2 separate regions of the Mus musculus genome follow, and region 1 is linked to region 2. A link is a loop called in an ENCODE intact Hi-C map of the cell type or tissue named here. Cell type or tissue: left cerebral cortex. All regions are shown on one strand.

Region 1 (8,000 bases), 78 kb before region 2:
TTAAGTCTCAGCACCCCTGTGGCAGCTCACAACTATTAGGTTATAAATAGGGCTCCAGGGGACCTGATGCCCTCTCCTGACTTCTGCAATCACCAAGCAAACACATGGTGTGCATGCACATACATAGGCAAAACATTCTCACATATAAAATAAAAATAAAATAAATCTTTTTAAAAACAGTATTAAATATATCCAGGCTTCCCTCCCCACTTTTATTCCCCAAGTAATAAGATCTAACAACTATTTATGTGTAATATACATCGTCTTAGGTCTTGTAAGGAATCCAGGGACAGGCAGGAAAGTGGCTGACAGCATGTACTGTTCTTGCCCAGGACCTGATACCCAGTACCTGTATCAGGCTGCTTACAACTGCCTGTAACTACAGCTCCAGGGAGCTCTTGATTACTCAAGTGTCCATGGGCATCAACACTCACATATGTATTCTCTCGATCTCTCGCTCGCTCTCTTTCTTAACCCCCACCCCCCATTCTCTCTTTCTCTGTCTTAAAAAAAAATCTTTAAGGGCTGGAGAGATGGCTCAAGTGGTTAAGAGCACTGGCTGATCTTCCAGAGGTCCTGAGTTTAATTCGCAGCACCGACATGGTGTCTCACAGCCGTCTGTAACTGTGGTCCCATGCCCTCTTCTGAGGTGCAGGTGTACATGCAGATAAAACATCCATATACACAAAATAAACAAATCCTTTAAAACTCTAGAGATTATTTAAAACATCCTATACCAGAGGATGTGCATAGATTATATACAAGTACAGCGCTATTTTATGAGAGACTTGAAACATCTATGGATTTGGTGTCTAGGTACTCCGAACAAACGAACCTCCCATAGATACTAAGGAACAGCTTTGATAGATTTTATGGAGTTGTCAATTAGATTAAGTTGGTAAATAGATCCAGTCTATACTGAATCTGTAGTTCTTAAAGCTTTCCTTTGTGGGAGATAAGTTAAACATATATGGTCACCATTTCTTTGGTCAAATCTAAACACAGATAATCTTGGTGTTTACAATCCATTATCAGAAAGTAGAGTTAGATGCATCGTATTCTAGAGAGCTGGAGCATAGGTCTAGAGAGATCTAAACTATCATCAGTCCTTATACCAAAGTTTTTTTTGTAACTTCTAGGTCCATTTAACTTTTTTTTTGTTTTTTGTTTTTTGATACAGGGTTTCTCTGTATAGCCCTGGCTGTCCTGGAACTCACTTTGTAGATCAGGCTGGCCTCGAACCCAGAAATCCACCTGCCTCTGCCTCCCAAGTGCTGGGATTAAAGGCGTGCGCCACCGCGCCCGACCCCTGTTTAACTTTTTATTTTCATCTAAAACTCCAGAAATGTGCATGTTCATTGAACTGTAAGTTTTAGCAGCACTGTCATATGGCTTTATCTATAAACCTGCTAGTAGTATGGTGGACTTTTTTAAATGTTAGATTACATTAATGTTAAATTCCACTTGTTTTGTGGTGCTGGGAACTGTATTATTGAGCCTCTTGTGGCCTTTTTGTGTTAATGGTGAAACACCCTTGTGATAAATCCATAGAATTTCAGTTTCAACAACAGAAGAACAAAATAGATAGCTCAGTGAAAAATGAGAAGTAGTCCTTCCTGGGAAGTGGAAACAGCACAGGATTGTGGGTGCTGCAGTCTCACTCTTCCAAAGCATGTGTGCACCCAACCAATAAAATTTGTTTCTAAGTAGTCTAGTCAACTTTTAGGCCCAAGTTACTTGAGTTTCATTAAAGGTAAACAACAGTGAAAAATTACAGCTTGTTTGAGAGTGAGAGACAGGGAGAGGCAGGGCTATGATGATGAGGTTGTGAAGGGCTTCGTTCGGTGTTCTGGGCAGCATTGCTCACAGTACAACTGCTGCCTGGACTGTTGTGTCACCTCTACCTGCTAGTACAGTAAAGTAAAGCTACCAGCCGCACTCACATTATAAGGCGGCAGCAGCAGACCATAAGAGACACACCTGCTTTGACATTGGTTGAGTCACATCATACCTGGACTACTCCTGGCTTCCTTTATTTGAGAACTGCACTTTCGAGTTGTTTTTCCAACATGAGGAACATACCTATGGATCTCTAGATTTTTGTATCTGGTAGAATATGTCTGTGAGGGAAACTGTACATACCCAAATGTTTCAGAACTTGGCACATTTTATTTACATCAAGCTGTTGTTTTCTTCTCTGTTATCATAAATCATAATTTATAAGCTTAAATCTGGGACCTAACTTTTGTGATTTTTATATTGGCCTCAGAGTTGGTACATAGGAGAACTGGGATGCCAGTAGAGACCAGTTAGGAGCAAAATGAAATGAGTGACTTTAACTAGGTGTGGTGGCACACACCCTTAGTTCCAGTGCCCAGGAGGCAAAGACAGGCAGATTTCTGTGAGCTCAAGGCCAGCCTGCCAGCCTGGCCTCCAAAATGAGTCCCAGGACAGCCAGGGCTACACACAGCGAAATCCTGTTGCAAAAAAAAAAAAAAAAAAAAAAAAAAAAAGTGGCTTTATCAGTCCTGGTAGCAGTTGGTTTGCATCTGCACCATTTGGCGGAGCCTGCTTATACTAGAGTGATGTGGCTCACATTTGGGTGTTAACAGGAGGGGTACTCTGAGTCCAGGCCAGAACAGTACTACACTGAACAGTAGATAGATCTGACCTCTGACCTGAAAGTGGCCACCACTGCCTCCCAAAGATAGTACAGCAGAGAAGTAGGCCAGGCTTCTGCCCACGAGCACTGCGGAAATACAGTGCACCAGTGAGCATTAGCTCTCAGTGCTGGTGTGCAGCATCTTCTTTGAAAAGACATTTTTAATTTTACATAACCAACTGGTCTAGGACAGATCATATAAACTTTTTTTTTTCTTTTTGATTTATGTCTGTGTTCTGTTTTCTTTAAAAATGTTACTTGGCCAATTCCTTATATCTTGTAACACATTTAAGTTCATGGGTTTTGTTTTGTTTTCTACTACCCTCATACTTTTTTCGAAGTGGGAAGAGAAGGTGGTATTACCATTTTGCAGATGAGAAATTGAGACATAGTTCCTTAGCTACATAATATTTTCTGATTTCCATTTAGCTTTTTGTAGAATTAATACATTTTCATATTTTCTTATGTTTTGTGGTCATTTAATCTATTTGAAGCTTGATACAAAATATTGAATTATTCTTTTCAAACAAGTATTACCAACTAACTTTAATATTGACAGATGATAAAAGGATACTTGCCTAGAGCATAGTAGGTACAGAGTGGAAACTCTTAAAACATTGAAGTGACCCAGATGGCTTTCTCAGAGTCAGACTATCACGTGCAGGCACTCACAGCCCTATCCCTGAATGCAGCCTTGCTGCTTAGAGCACTGTCTATGAAACATTTGGGCTGTGTGCTTGTTTGGATTTTCTATTCACAGATTAAATGAAGAATCTCTTTGGTATAAACTCCCACTTCAGTGTGGGCATTTATACCATTTTTCTTTGAGATTAGAACAGCCACCTGACTTTGGTGATTATATTTTTGTTCCTTTGAATTGTGTTTGGATCTTTCAGCATCTGACTGGAATACATGTTGTTCTTCGGTGTTTGGCTGACGATCCCTTTAGTGCAGTGCGGAGGAGATCTGTGTTGTTTCTAAGTTGTCTCTCCTTAATCTCATTCATAGCTACAATTTTTGCTTCCTGCACTCTTGATTTTGGGTTGAGCTTTACTTTAAGTCTTCTTGCTGAGGAGAATGCTGTCTGCCAGCTGCAGGTGTCTCCATCACCCATTGTGTATGGGCCCCAGGCTTGGTCTTCAGATGTGTGATCAAGAACTGTTGATTTTCAGGCCCCGCCCTCTAGGTTTATGCTTTGTGTGTGTGTGTTTCTTCTCCATCTATTTAAAAAAAAAATATGTGTTTTATTTATCCAACATTTTTAAGAGGTATCTTTCAGGAGATGTTGGTAATTGTGATTTCAGAAACTAATGACTATAGTTACTTTAACAAAGATAATATTATTAAACCTATTACTTTTAAGATGGTGTCATGCTGGGCTGGAGAGATGGCTCAGTGGTTAAGAGCACTGACTGCTCTTCCAGAGGTCTTGAGTTCAGTTCCCAGCAACCACATGGTGGCTCACAACCATCTGTAATGAGATCAGATGCCCTCTTCTGGTGTGTCTGAAGACAGCAACAGTGTTCTCACATACATTAAATAAATAAATAAATAAATATTTAAAAAAAATAAAAAGATGGTGTCATGTATTTCAGAATAGCCTTTCTATGTAGCTCCTGATTTACCTCTGCTTCCCAACTGTGAGGATTATAGGCTTGCGCCACCACATCTGGCTCATCTATCTATCTACCCATCCATCCATCCATCCATCCATCCATTGTTGAAGAACTCACCATTGCAAAAATATTTTCTGATTTTACCTGGCAAGTATATGGTAAATCTAATTTAATTAATAGACTTCCAAGATTCAAAATACATGAATCAAAACTAATTTACCCCTGCAGTTGCCACGCCCTAGAGAAGTGCAGCAAGGGCACTCTGAACACCTTAACAGTGACAGAGAACTGCAGCTCCAAGTTGCCTTTGATTCCAATATTTCTGGAATAATTTAGGAGAAACAATAGCTGTAACTAAACAACTCGGTGGAGATTTGGATTCTGCTGCCCACTTTAATTACTAAAGTACAATTTAAAAGCTGCAAAAGGGAATAGAGAAGAGAGGAATAAGAACAGGAAGTAGCTGCTGCAGTATAAGGGGGCTGGCGTGCCCAGGTGCCTGTGCTGGATCTTTCCATTTACCACCCACGAGAGAACTGCAGCAGAATTTCCCACTCAGTGTGGCTGATTATAGCTGATGAAACTAACATCACTTAGGTTTAATTTGAATTGACATGACAGTACTTGTCCTTATTTCTTTTGAAAGATAAAATTGGAGAGAACACAGTAGATTCTTGAATTACTTATCATTTCTGATTTCACAGTTATTTCCTAAAATGACTTGTAAGACTCCTCCCCCACACTCTGACACTTACTGAGAGCTTTGTTTAACATTTACATATCTATTAGGTAGATGGAGGAGGAAGGGCAACTGTCTCCATGGTTATGAAAATGCCTAACCCCGGGGGTGGGGAGGGGAAATTTGACTACAGGTGCTTTCCTTACATAATGACTGATGGGGATGCAAATCAAGATGAAATCTCTACAGATTTGATGTTATTGCTGCAGTCCTCAGTTGAACTCCATATCAGATGCAAAGAAGGTCGAACTTTTCAGTCTCCTACTGTTGCTGCCACACCCACTGCTCTCAGCAGAGTACTGAATAATAGTACTTGCTTTCTAAACAAAGTAAGAATGAGCCAATGTTAACCATTAATTTCCCAAATATAAAGATGAGCATGAATGAACTAATTTCTGTAGCTTAGTCAAGGGACTTCCCCATCTCACCTTCAGCAGCTCTTGTTAGGCTCCAATTCCCAGAGAGCCTTGGAAGGGATGTGACTTCTGAGTACAAAAGGCAAAATGTTTCCTCACTCACTGCTAGGTACATGGCTCATACTCCAATTTAAAAAAAAATTAAAAAGAAGACTAACAACAGAAATCCATAAAAGTATATCTCAGAAATGAAGACCTAAAACTGAGAGAAAACTGTATGTTTATATTTACAGTTGATGAGGAAAAGGGTTTACACAAGTACAGTTAGACAAAAACGGAGGTAAAAAACCGAACTCTCCAGGTCGGACTTAATTCCGGGACTGTTTTGCCTGCTCCTTTCCTCTTGGCCTCAGGGCAGGATACCTGCCAATTGACACGGTCAGAGAATGGTCTGCTGTTGAGCTTGTAGTCTTCCTCCAACTTAAAGTGTGTAGTAATATGCTAGGTTTCCCAGGTCGAAGCTCAACAGGGTCATCAGTGGTATAGAACTTGTGCTAGAATGTAATGCTTATTAGATTCTAGGGCTGGAGAGGCGGGGAGTGGGGGAGAATATGAATATGAATGAGAATTAGATTGACCATCAGGCAAAAGGTTTATTAGAGTTGTCAGAACAAACAGCAAGGTCTTCAATGAAGCTGAGCCTGCTCAAGCAGAGCAGACTCTGTTCTTTTAAGGCCCTGGTGAGAGAGTAAGGGCAAGGGGGCTGTGCATGAGTAGGAGATGGTCCAAGGTCATCTGATATCATTCAGGTAGACCTAGAAACACAATGTTTATTTATACTTCTGGCTGAAGTGGCTGTTTAAAGGCTCAGGAACATTCCTAGATCTGGGCTGAGGAGGCATTGGGGAGACTGTGGTAGTGTAGCACTGGGCTGTTTGGGGCTCTGCTGTCTGTAAGGACTTGGTCATAGTGCAGTCGAGGCAGCTCTTGTGAGAGCTATGAGAACAGAAAGGCTGCGTCTGGGTACGGGTGTGGTCAAGTCCGTAAATCCCTTTGGAGCAGCATCTGAAAGATCTGGGACCTAACAGTAATATTTTCTATACATAATAGCCTGATACCCATACATATTATGTATTATGTGGGGAGAAAGAATAATAAATAGATTGTTGATTATTTTCTCAAATCCTAGTTAGTGAGAAGCACATAATGCCATGCATGCTGGCCCATACCTATAATCTCTGTATTTGATGCTTAAACAAAGTAATTGTGAGTTTCAGGCAAGCCTAGACTACTTAGTGAATTCGAGGCTAGTCTGACACCCTGTTTCAGAAAACTGAAAGAGGGCGATCAAGATGTCTTAGCAGATGAAGGCACCTGTGACCATGTCTGAGGGCCTGAGTTCTCTGGGCCCCACTCAGTGGCACTGACACCTGCAAGTCGCCTTCCGACCCATGCACTGTAGCATGCGCCACATACAGATAAGTAAATGCGATGTGAAAATTAAAGGAGAAAGGGAAGATGAGAAGGAGAGGGAGGGGTTAGCGTACAAAATTGAGCTCCATGAATGCATGGTCAATTGATTTTCCGCAAAGATGACTCAATGGAAAATGATTCAATAGAAAATGATTATTCTTTTCAAGAAATGGAGGTGAGACAATTTGCTGTCCATCTGTGTGATAGCTAGAAAATGAATCTTTACCACATAAAACAGCCAGTTCAAAGGGGTCATAAATTATGAAGCCTCTCCTAAATGTCTACCCCAGTTTCTGGGCTTGTCCTTCCCTTCTCCTAATAGTGTCTTTGGCAGGGAGAGGGAGAGAGGAAGGAGAGGGAGAGGGAGAGGGGAAAAAGATCTTAGGCAAAGAAAACCAAGATATCTATGTAAATGATGAGCAATGAAACAAGAAACAGTTCTTTTATGCTCATAAACAGAGTGATTGTGTTTTATGCTAGTGAAAAGATGTGCTTTCTTAGATCTTAGGACTGTAACACAGGGAAGATGAGTAACAGTCATCAAAGTGAAAACATCTATTCGCTATGCTGTTATGGGGATTAGAAAAAAAAGCCAAACATAGGGAGAAAGTATTTGCAGAGGATATACATAATAAACTATTTATATTTAGATTGCATAAGGAGTTGTCAAAATTCAATAATAGCAAGCAAAGGGCGAAATGGGCAATGATACAGAACTTACCAAAGAAAATGCATGATTGGCAAACACATACAGAGATCCTCCTCAGCATCGGCCATTGAGGAATGGCACCATCTACCATTGGCATGGCTAGAGCCATTAAATTGATCCTCCTAGTGCTGATGAAGATGACGAGCCATGGGAACTCTCATACCTAGCAGTAGTTTGAAAAATGATTTGGAGCCTCTTCCTCTCTCTTAGGCTTCATAATATATACAAGAACTAAATTTACTGCATCTTTATTTTATTTTTGATCAGGGTCTCACTGTGTATCCCAGTCTGGCCTGGTACTCACTCTGTGTTCTCTGTACAGGAGCCTAGGCTGGCCTCAGACTCCCTGTGTGTGGGTTGCTGGCATGCACCACCACTAAGGGGCTGAATCTCATTCTCCTCACTGGTTATAGCTCTGTTTACCAATCCTATCTGCATGCCCATT
Region 2 (8,000 bases):
CTAATTCCTGCCCACATCCTAGATGGCTTCAGTCACACCAATGGTCCATGCATTAACCTTGACACTTAATAGCTCAGCGTTGGTATTAACACTCACTTCTAGGTGTTCACTTCTACCCTACTCCATCACTTTCTGGCTTACTGTGGCCCTAAAGTTCACCTCCGCACACCCAGATTTGAGACCTGACCTCCTTCCCTTATTGAGTGACTTGATGTCTTGTCCTTTCTCTCTGATCACCCGGCACTGTGGACCAGGTTCTTCTTTGCTCTTCTGCTCTAACAACTGGGAATTAATCCTGGGTCCTCTAAAAGAGCAACATGTGCTCTTAACAGTTGAGCCACCTCTCCAGGCCTCTGGTTATTTTTTTTTTTTTTGACTTTTCACAGTCAAATGAGTTGCCTAGACTCAGTGCCTTTCTATCATTCATATATATATATATATATATATATACACACATATATATATAATGCCTATCACATTTCTATCATTCATATATGTGTGTGATAGCTCTTGCTCTTATTTGCGTGGGATTTTTCTTCAATTTTTAAAAGTTAAAATATAATTATACAATTTCTCTCTTCCCTGTTCTTACTTTTTTTCATCTCTCATTTACTCCTTAGGCCATTCTTTGATCCACCAGTCATGACCTGCAAACATCCCAACATCATTCAAGCCACTAGAGCAAGCACATCACACATGGGTCTCTGCCATTTTAAGAGCTGTTGCCTCCTGCCTCCCCCACTGTGTCTGTTCCCTCTGCTGACTGACTTTTCTCCCTGCCTCACTACTGGTCATCCTGTCCCTCTGTGAGATAGCTCACCCTGTCCATGCCCCTCTTGATTTATCTACCCCTAAGTTCCCTTATACTATCTTATGGATTTCATTGCCGCAGGGCCACCAGTTACTCTAGTACTCAACTGCTCAAAAGGGCATCTCACAGGCGCCACACACCTGCCCTGGCCAAGCTGGAATCTTGGCAGGTTCCCCAATGCAGAAATGGCTATCTGCCTGGTTGAAGCTGTACCACTTAGGCACTTTCCAGAATTCCTCACCATCTGAGTGGCTAAGTCTTGTGGTGGTGTCCATTCTCTACTGCTGTATAGACCGACACCCCCTAGCTGTGCCCCTGCCCTATCCTTCATATGGCAGAGAACGACTTACCCACAATGCAAATTTTAGAATATAATTTCTACTTCAAATGTTTCATTGAATAAAATCCAAACTCTGCTTATTTCGATACCTTCCCCTTATAGCCAGAAGCAGCTGGGGTGTGTGTGGTTTTTTTTATTTTTATTTATTTATTTATTTTTGTTTGTTTGTTTTTTGTCAACTTGACACAAACTAGACTTATCTGGGAAGAGGAAACTCAACTGAGAAACGCCTTCATCAGATTGTCCACAGGTCTGTAGGTTTGTTTGTTCATTTGTTTGTTTTTTACATGTGGTGTGAGAGGGCCCAGCACACCCCAAGTAGAATAAGAAAGCAGGCTAAGCCAGTAAGCTGGGTTCCTCCATTGTCTCTGTGTCAGCTCTTTCCTCAGTTTCCCTTTATGAACTGTCGGCCAAACCAACCCTCTCTTCTTCAGCTGCTTTTGGTCATGGTGTTTTACCACAGCAATAGAAAAACTAAGCACTTTTCCTGGACTCCTCAAAATGGTCCTACCTTCTTACAGTTCTTTTGGTCTATATCTTAATTGTAATGAAATAGTTTTAATTTATTTAATTATTAAGCACTTCTTTGGTCGTCTGCGCCTGGGTTGGACAGCACATTTGTTGAATGTATTATCTCTGCCTTTCGATGATGAATCCCTCATAACCTAAGAGTAAGCAGGACAGCTAAGTGGGTGTGGAATCCAACACTTGAGTTATTTCCCCAAAGTCACACTGGAAGCTGGATGGAACATTTCCAGCTGCACTCAATGGCACCAAGGAGAAAACGCCTTTAAAAAAAAAAAAGACAAAAACAAAACTACATGGCCTGGGCAGCTTTTGGCAGCTCTGAAAGACTCAAGCTTTCTTTCCCTGTTGCTTGCCAGCTGACTTTACTCAAAACTTCTTGCCTAGCAATCCTTGAAAGCATGTCTGTGGCTTCGGAGAGCCATTTAAGGGGGAAATACAATAACAAAATGCCCACCAAGAATCCAGCTTTGTCTCGTCACAACGTTTAAATATCAATACGGCAGTCTGCAGTTAATCAAGTACACAGACCTAACTTCTAATTTGCTTCTTTTATTGGCTTTCTGAATTATAAATATAATCGTGGGAAAAAATTCCTCAGAGTCAAGAAAAGCATACAATTTCTCTTCCTTTCTTGTTCAGAGTGACAGTGGTTAACAGTTTATGTGAACATATAAAAATCCAAGTTGTTGTTGTTGTTTGGGAACGTAGTGACAAACATAAGAACAGATCGGTCTGCAGATTGTCAATCTTAACATTTCCAGAACCACTGACTCAGAATTCCTTCTTGTGGATGACCGTACACACGTGGCTCTGCGCTCAACCCAAACAACTCGCACTTACTTCTTTCTGCGGCTGTAAGTAAGACTTCGTGGTCTTGGTCGAGCTGGCTGAAATTCAATCTCCAGCGCTCGAAAGTCAATGGCATCCCTTTGACTAACTCCATCTGACAGCCTTCTGAAAAAAAAAAAAAAAAAAAAAAAAAGCAAACAGGTGTAGAGTGTTAACTTCTCAGTGTGATTATCTCCAGAGGGTCGACCGAAGGCCTTAGCAATAAGAATGGAGGGGAGAGGAAGCAGCTTCCAAGCGCGTCCCAGGTTGTGGGGACCAGGCTCTAGGTTCGGTGTTGAGGGCGTGCCGACTCGGCCGGCCCACCCAGCTCTACAAACTAGAGCAACTTCTCCATCCGGTCTCCCCGGCTTTTTCCTGGGCCTCACCTTGGCACGTAGCGCTCTGGGGAGCCTGGGGAGGCGCTGGGTTGGGGGTGGGGGACCGTTCCGGGTCCCGCGTGATCCATGCTTGGGTGTGGTTGGTGCTCAGTCCAGCGGCATCACGGGGGTTCAGCGTTCAGATGTCTTGCTAAGCCCAACTTCTGAAGTCGCCGAGCGAACTCCGCACCCAGCGCCTCCCGCATCTTGCATTCTTGACTTCCTGAGACCCGAGTGGAACCACGTGGAGACCTCATCGTGTCTTTGATGGCTTCATAACCTGAAGGTCCGAAGAGGCCAGATAGGCACCACCCTCAGGCCTTGGGCATCTATCTAGGTGGCTGCCGCTACTATGTACGCTGAGAGCAAAGGTCAGGTGCACTTGGGTTTCCCTCTTCTCACCTCCCCTCGTGGATCCCGCTCACAAGCCACTCGGAGCCGTCTAGACTTAGCTACATGCCAGTGCTGGCTGGCAAATTCTCACCAAGCGCCACGCCCTGGTAGCTGAAGAGTTTACACTAGACCCTGGATCTCAGCAGGGTTTGGGACTCAAGTCTCAGCTGTTTTTCTGGGGGAGGCTACTTCCTGGCGGAGCGGGGGAGACTGTAATCTTTGGACACCGCGCGCTCCAGTGAAGCCTTAGGTTTTCTCAGTGCTACGAGGGGCGGAGAGCTCGGGAAGGGCCCGGGGGCGCAGTCCCAGCGGGACCTGGGCGCCAACTGGCGGGAGGGTTCGAGTTCGGCCTTTCCCAAACTTGGGCCACGGGGCGGGAGCGCGGCCTTCCCGGCGGTGACGCGCGCGGTGGCGCGGCGTGTGATTGGAGAATCGGGCGGGGGCGGGACCGAAGGGACGCGGCAGGGGGCGGCGGTGCCAGGAGCCGGGGCCGAGAGTAAGGCTCAGCGGCCGCCGCGGCAACAAGTGCTGGAGCTGAGGCGAGCCGGAGCCGCCCAGACCCCGCCGGGCCGCCCGTCCGCGCATTGCGCATGGAGCGAGAGCGGCGGCGGTCGCGGGGCTGAGCCGCAAGAGCGGCTGGGACGTGGATGCGGCCGCGGTCTTCCGCCCCGCCCCGCCGAGCTGGAGGTGTCCCTAGACAAGGTAGGGCCGGGTGGGTGGGCACCGGCCCTGCATCCCCGCCCCGCCGCGCTAGTTCCGGCCGGTGTGGGCGCCCCGCGCTCTCGCCGCTCTTCTGTGGCTCCTGCGTTGTCTGCGCATACGTTCCATCGGGTTCCCCTCACCGCTCCCAGTCTCACTTTCCTGGCCTCCGCACATCATTTCCCTGGCCTCCTCACCTCCCGGATATCCTCACCGGTCTCCGTTCTCCTGTCCGGCTTCCTCACCTCCTGGTCCTTCTCCCCTCCTTTACAGCCTCCTCACCTTCTCCCCAGTCTCCCGGCCTCCACCTCCTTCCTGACCTTCTCACCTGCTCGACCTCCGCTCTTCCTGCACCCACAGGGAGAGGGCAGCGACACCCTGAGCCGCGCTGTACCCCGCGCACGAGGTGCGGGCCTGGGCGGCGGGGGAGCGTCGCGGGCGGTGTTCTGCCCCGCCCGCGCACTGCGCTGGTCTAGGGTGCCGCAGGGGCAGATCAGGTGTTTGTGAGCCGCTGGCTGCCGCTTTTCACCCCCATCCGCTGGCACTGTTATCTTCGGGTCCCCAAAGACTGGTTTCTGTGAAACTTCAGGAGAACCTTTCGCGTTGACCTCTAAAAAATATTCCACGCCGCCCGCGTTGAATGATTAACTAGACTCAGGACTGCCTGGGGAGCTGGCCCTGCGACTGGCAGGTGGGCGCACCTGAGGGGCTGGGACCCTTCTGGGGACGTAACACCTAGCACCTGCTCAAATGCACTCGCCTAGGGTCCTCTGAGCTCCCGGGTCTTGTGTGGGAAGGAAGCTCTGAAGACTCCTCTCTAGTGTCATAGTGCGTGCGAGGTCATCTTGAAAAGTAATGCACACTTGGGTAACCTGGGCTGGCCCCATGTTCGCTCCTGCCCCAAATACAGGGTGGCTGGCCTTCGCTCCCCTGCCCACTGTGGTCTCCCAACTTGACTGCTTCAAACGATTAAACCTGTTCTTCTGCCCCCTCCGCTCCCCGCCAAGCCGTAGCTTTTTCCAGGTTTCGAAGCCAATGGGTGAAAATGGGCTTCGTGTTATTACAGGTTCTTCCAGGGTACTTCTTTGTGCCTCGGAAAGTGATGGGATGGTTAATGAGAGGGCCACTGGACCTGAGTGGAGCTAGGAGGGCGGGACCGGGGCCCAGCCGTAGCGCACTTCTGTGGGGTTTGGACCGCGCACTTGATAGGGGACCGGCTCAGGGGCAGGCCGGTCACTTCCCTCCTGTTCTAGTCCAACTTCTGTTTCTTTTGAATAGAGATTATGAAAGCTGATGGAACCCCGGGGAGTTTTTACGCCGGTCCTAGAGCTCTTTATACGGTTAGGTTTTAAGACCAAAGAAGTGTGCGGGAGCCCTGTAGAACTCGCCCGAATAATTTCCGGCCTTTGCAGTGTGTACAGATATGTTTATCAGCAGATCTGCTTGGAACTCCTTTCTCGGCGTAGAATACTGCTTTCCCCACTCAGGACTCAGCCTGCCGTTCTTAATTTAGTGTTTTTGTGTAAATGTCGGATTCTCTGCTAAACTTAGGAGTCCATTCTAGAGGCTTGCTCTGCCACGTGCTGATAAATGACAATGTTTTTTTCCTTAAGAGGCTTGTATCCCCTATTTAGTTTCGGGAATGGGATACTTGGACAGTAAGATTGTTTTTAAGGACAAATAAGATGCTTAAGCGCTTATAGAGATCATAACGAAGTTCTTGGTGGCCTCAGCTTACCTTTGCCAAAAACCAGTCATCTGGTGGAACTGTTCAGATTTGTCAGATTTGTCCAGTCTGAAATCACCCAAGCTTGACCGACAGAGATAGTAGATTTTTAAGACCTAAGGGAGAGGTAGTCTTTGAGAGAAACATAATTTGTTTATGAATTGCTTTACCCCAAACCCATTGCTTTTGAAGGCCTGAGCACAGAGATGGTTTACGGTTTTGAAGATATACTTGCTTAAAAAAAAAATCGCATGGTGGTTCACACACCTTTAATCCCAGTACTCAGAGTCAGAGGCTGAGGATTGCCAGAGTTCAGAAGGCCAGCCTGGGTTACAAAGAAACCTTGTTTCAGAAAACCAAAAAACAATTTTAAAATAATTTGGATTTCCCTTGTTCTCACATAGTACAGTTAGGCTAAAAAGGGAAAGGGGAACCGATAATTTACTGTTGACTCTGCCCTATACTGTTGGTTCAAATGTGTGTGCTTGGTTTTTTAAGGGTTATATTAGGAAACAAGATCCAAACATTGTTGCTTAACCTAAAAATGATGCTGGTTGGTCTAAAAGGCTGGTCTAAAAGCTAATATTTGGTAATACGACCTGTTATAACACACAAATAGTGGTACATAAATTACCAAAACTCAGAAATTATCATAGAGGTCTTTTGGTCTTCTGTAATTGCTCTGGGGTCAAAAATCATTATGATCAGTTGTCTGACATTTTTTAGTGATTACGGATTAAATCGTGAATTGAATGAGGCTCGCTTCATTTGAAAGCTATAAGTATTACCTAACAACTGAAGTCGTCCAGTAAAGGAGATAGTGCATCGCTCCAGCTCACCTCACCTTGCCCTCCCTAGATGTAGCTCTGGCTGTCTCTTTTCCCTTTCTGGACGGAGTGGGCACTTGCTGAATATATTCAAATGGTAGGATGAATGTATTCCTCTCTGGAGAGGCAATTACTGTTTGTATAAGAGGTGTGCGCATGTGTGAGGTGAGGCTTTTTGAGAATTGATGTAATGATTTCATCATTAGCCACTGCTGGAGAAGTTTGCCAGTCTGAACAGAGCCTGAGTGGGAAGCATGAGGCACCAACTGTTTGTGGAGGATTTGTTCCTGGGGCAGCTACTACTGGAAACATTATTCCTACTGAGTTTTCTATTCCTTTCAACTGTATGTTGCCCCTTCTGTGAGTTTTTTGTTGTTGTTGTTGGTGGTGGTGGTGGTGTTGGGTTTTTTTTTTAACTCTTTTGCTGCCTGCTTTGTTTGCTTGATGTGGCTTAATTACTGTAACAAAATTCAAACTCTTTGAGAGCCAACATTGTATCTGATTACAATATAATGCACATTTTTAACATTTATGTAAGGTTAGGTGTCCACATTTCCTTATGTAAATGTAAGAAATTATTTGAAATTATTTTCTGTTTGTCTATAGACATTCCCTCCAGCAGGGCTTAATTTTTTTTAATTTTTTTTTATTTGGTAGGGAAATTCCCATTAGCCAAGCAATTGATACTTGCCACTTTCCATTGTTACATTTAAAACTAGGTTTGTGTAGAGCCTTCACTCTGGTGTAATAACAATGTATATTGCTTAGTAGCTGTTCATTTCTTTCCCTTTAAGAAACAAACTTATTAGTCATGGTGATCAGTTCTAGGACTATAGCAAGGCTCCCTGAGCTGTGCTAAGGTAAGATAGTTAGGAGCATGAACTTGGAGTCTGTTAGCTAAGCTTTTCCTTTTAGTTGATGAGGCACAGTGTGAGGTTCTGTTTATGTTACACAGTCAGACCCTGAGCTGTTTCACTAGGTTTCTGTGCTTCTTTTCTCTCTCTCTCTCTCTCTCTCTCTCTCTCTCTCTCTCTCTCTCTCTCTCTCTCAGATATATAAGTACACTGTAGCTGTCTTCAGACACACCGGAAGAGGGCATCAGATCTCATTACAGATGGTTTTGGGCCACCATGTGGTTGCTGGGATTTGAACTCAGGACCTCTGGAAGAGCAGTCAGTGCTCTTAACCACCGAGTCATCTCGCCAGCCCATCTCTGTCCCTTTTCTAAAGGTGCTCACCATAGATTGGTTTTCTCTATCCTGCAGTTAATTGGAATCTGCTGTAGCATATGTAGTGTTTTATAACCCGTGAGATTTGAAAGCTGGATTTGCCCCTAGCTGTGTGATGGTGGGTAAGTTGCTTGGTCTCCCTGAACCTCAGTTTTATCAATGTGAGATGATAGGAAAATTAAAGTGAATGATACCTGGGCTGCTGAGATTCTCAGTGAGTTTGGGGGTACCTATCATCAAGC

What was found. Hi-C counts contacts between places; a loop is a spot of excess contacts. Peaks named below come from ENCODE experiments on the same cell type or tissue, not always from the same donor. Only the 100,000 strongest peaks of a DNase experiment are listed, where the experiment ranks them.
Region 1: a loop joins it to region 2, with 2.1 times the contacts of the local background. A loop is called at or near these places in 4 of 42 quality-filtered maps.

The regions. Positions count from the first base shown.
Region 1 is chr11:22,933,718-22,941,717 of GRCm38, reverse strand. All of the region lies in intron 2 of Commd1 (COMM domain containing 1), which reads left to right. Among named protein-coding and RNA genes, the nearest start is that of Zrsr1, 34 kb to the left of the region's middle. In left cerebral cortex, a CTCF peak has its summit at 4,127 (motif pointing left); DNase peaks (open chromatin) are centred at 3,545, 4,789 and 5,071.
Region 2 is chr11:22,855,473-22,863,472 of GRCm38, reverse strand. B3gnt2 (UDP-GlcNAc:betaGal beta-1,3-N-acetylglucosaminyltransferase 2) reads left to right here and starts at 3,738. Exons shown (of 2, transcript NM_016888.5): 1 at 3,738-3,979. In left cerebral cortex, a CTCF peak has its summit at 3,368; DNase peaks (open chromatin) are centred at 4,508, 4,785, 5,334, 6,742 and 5 more places; H3K4me3 peaks cover 3,359 bases; H3K27ac peaks cover 2,949 bases.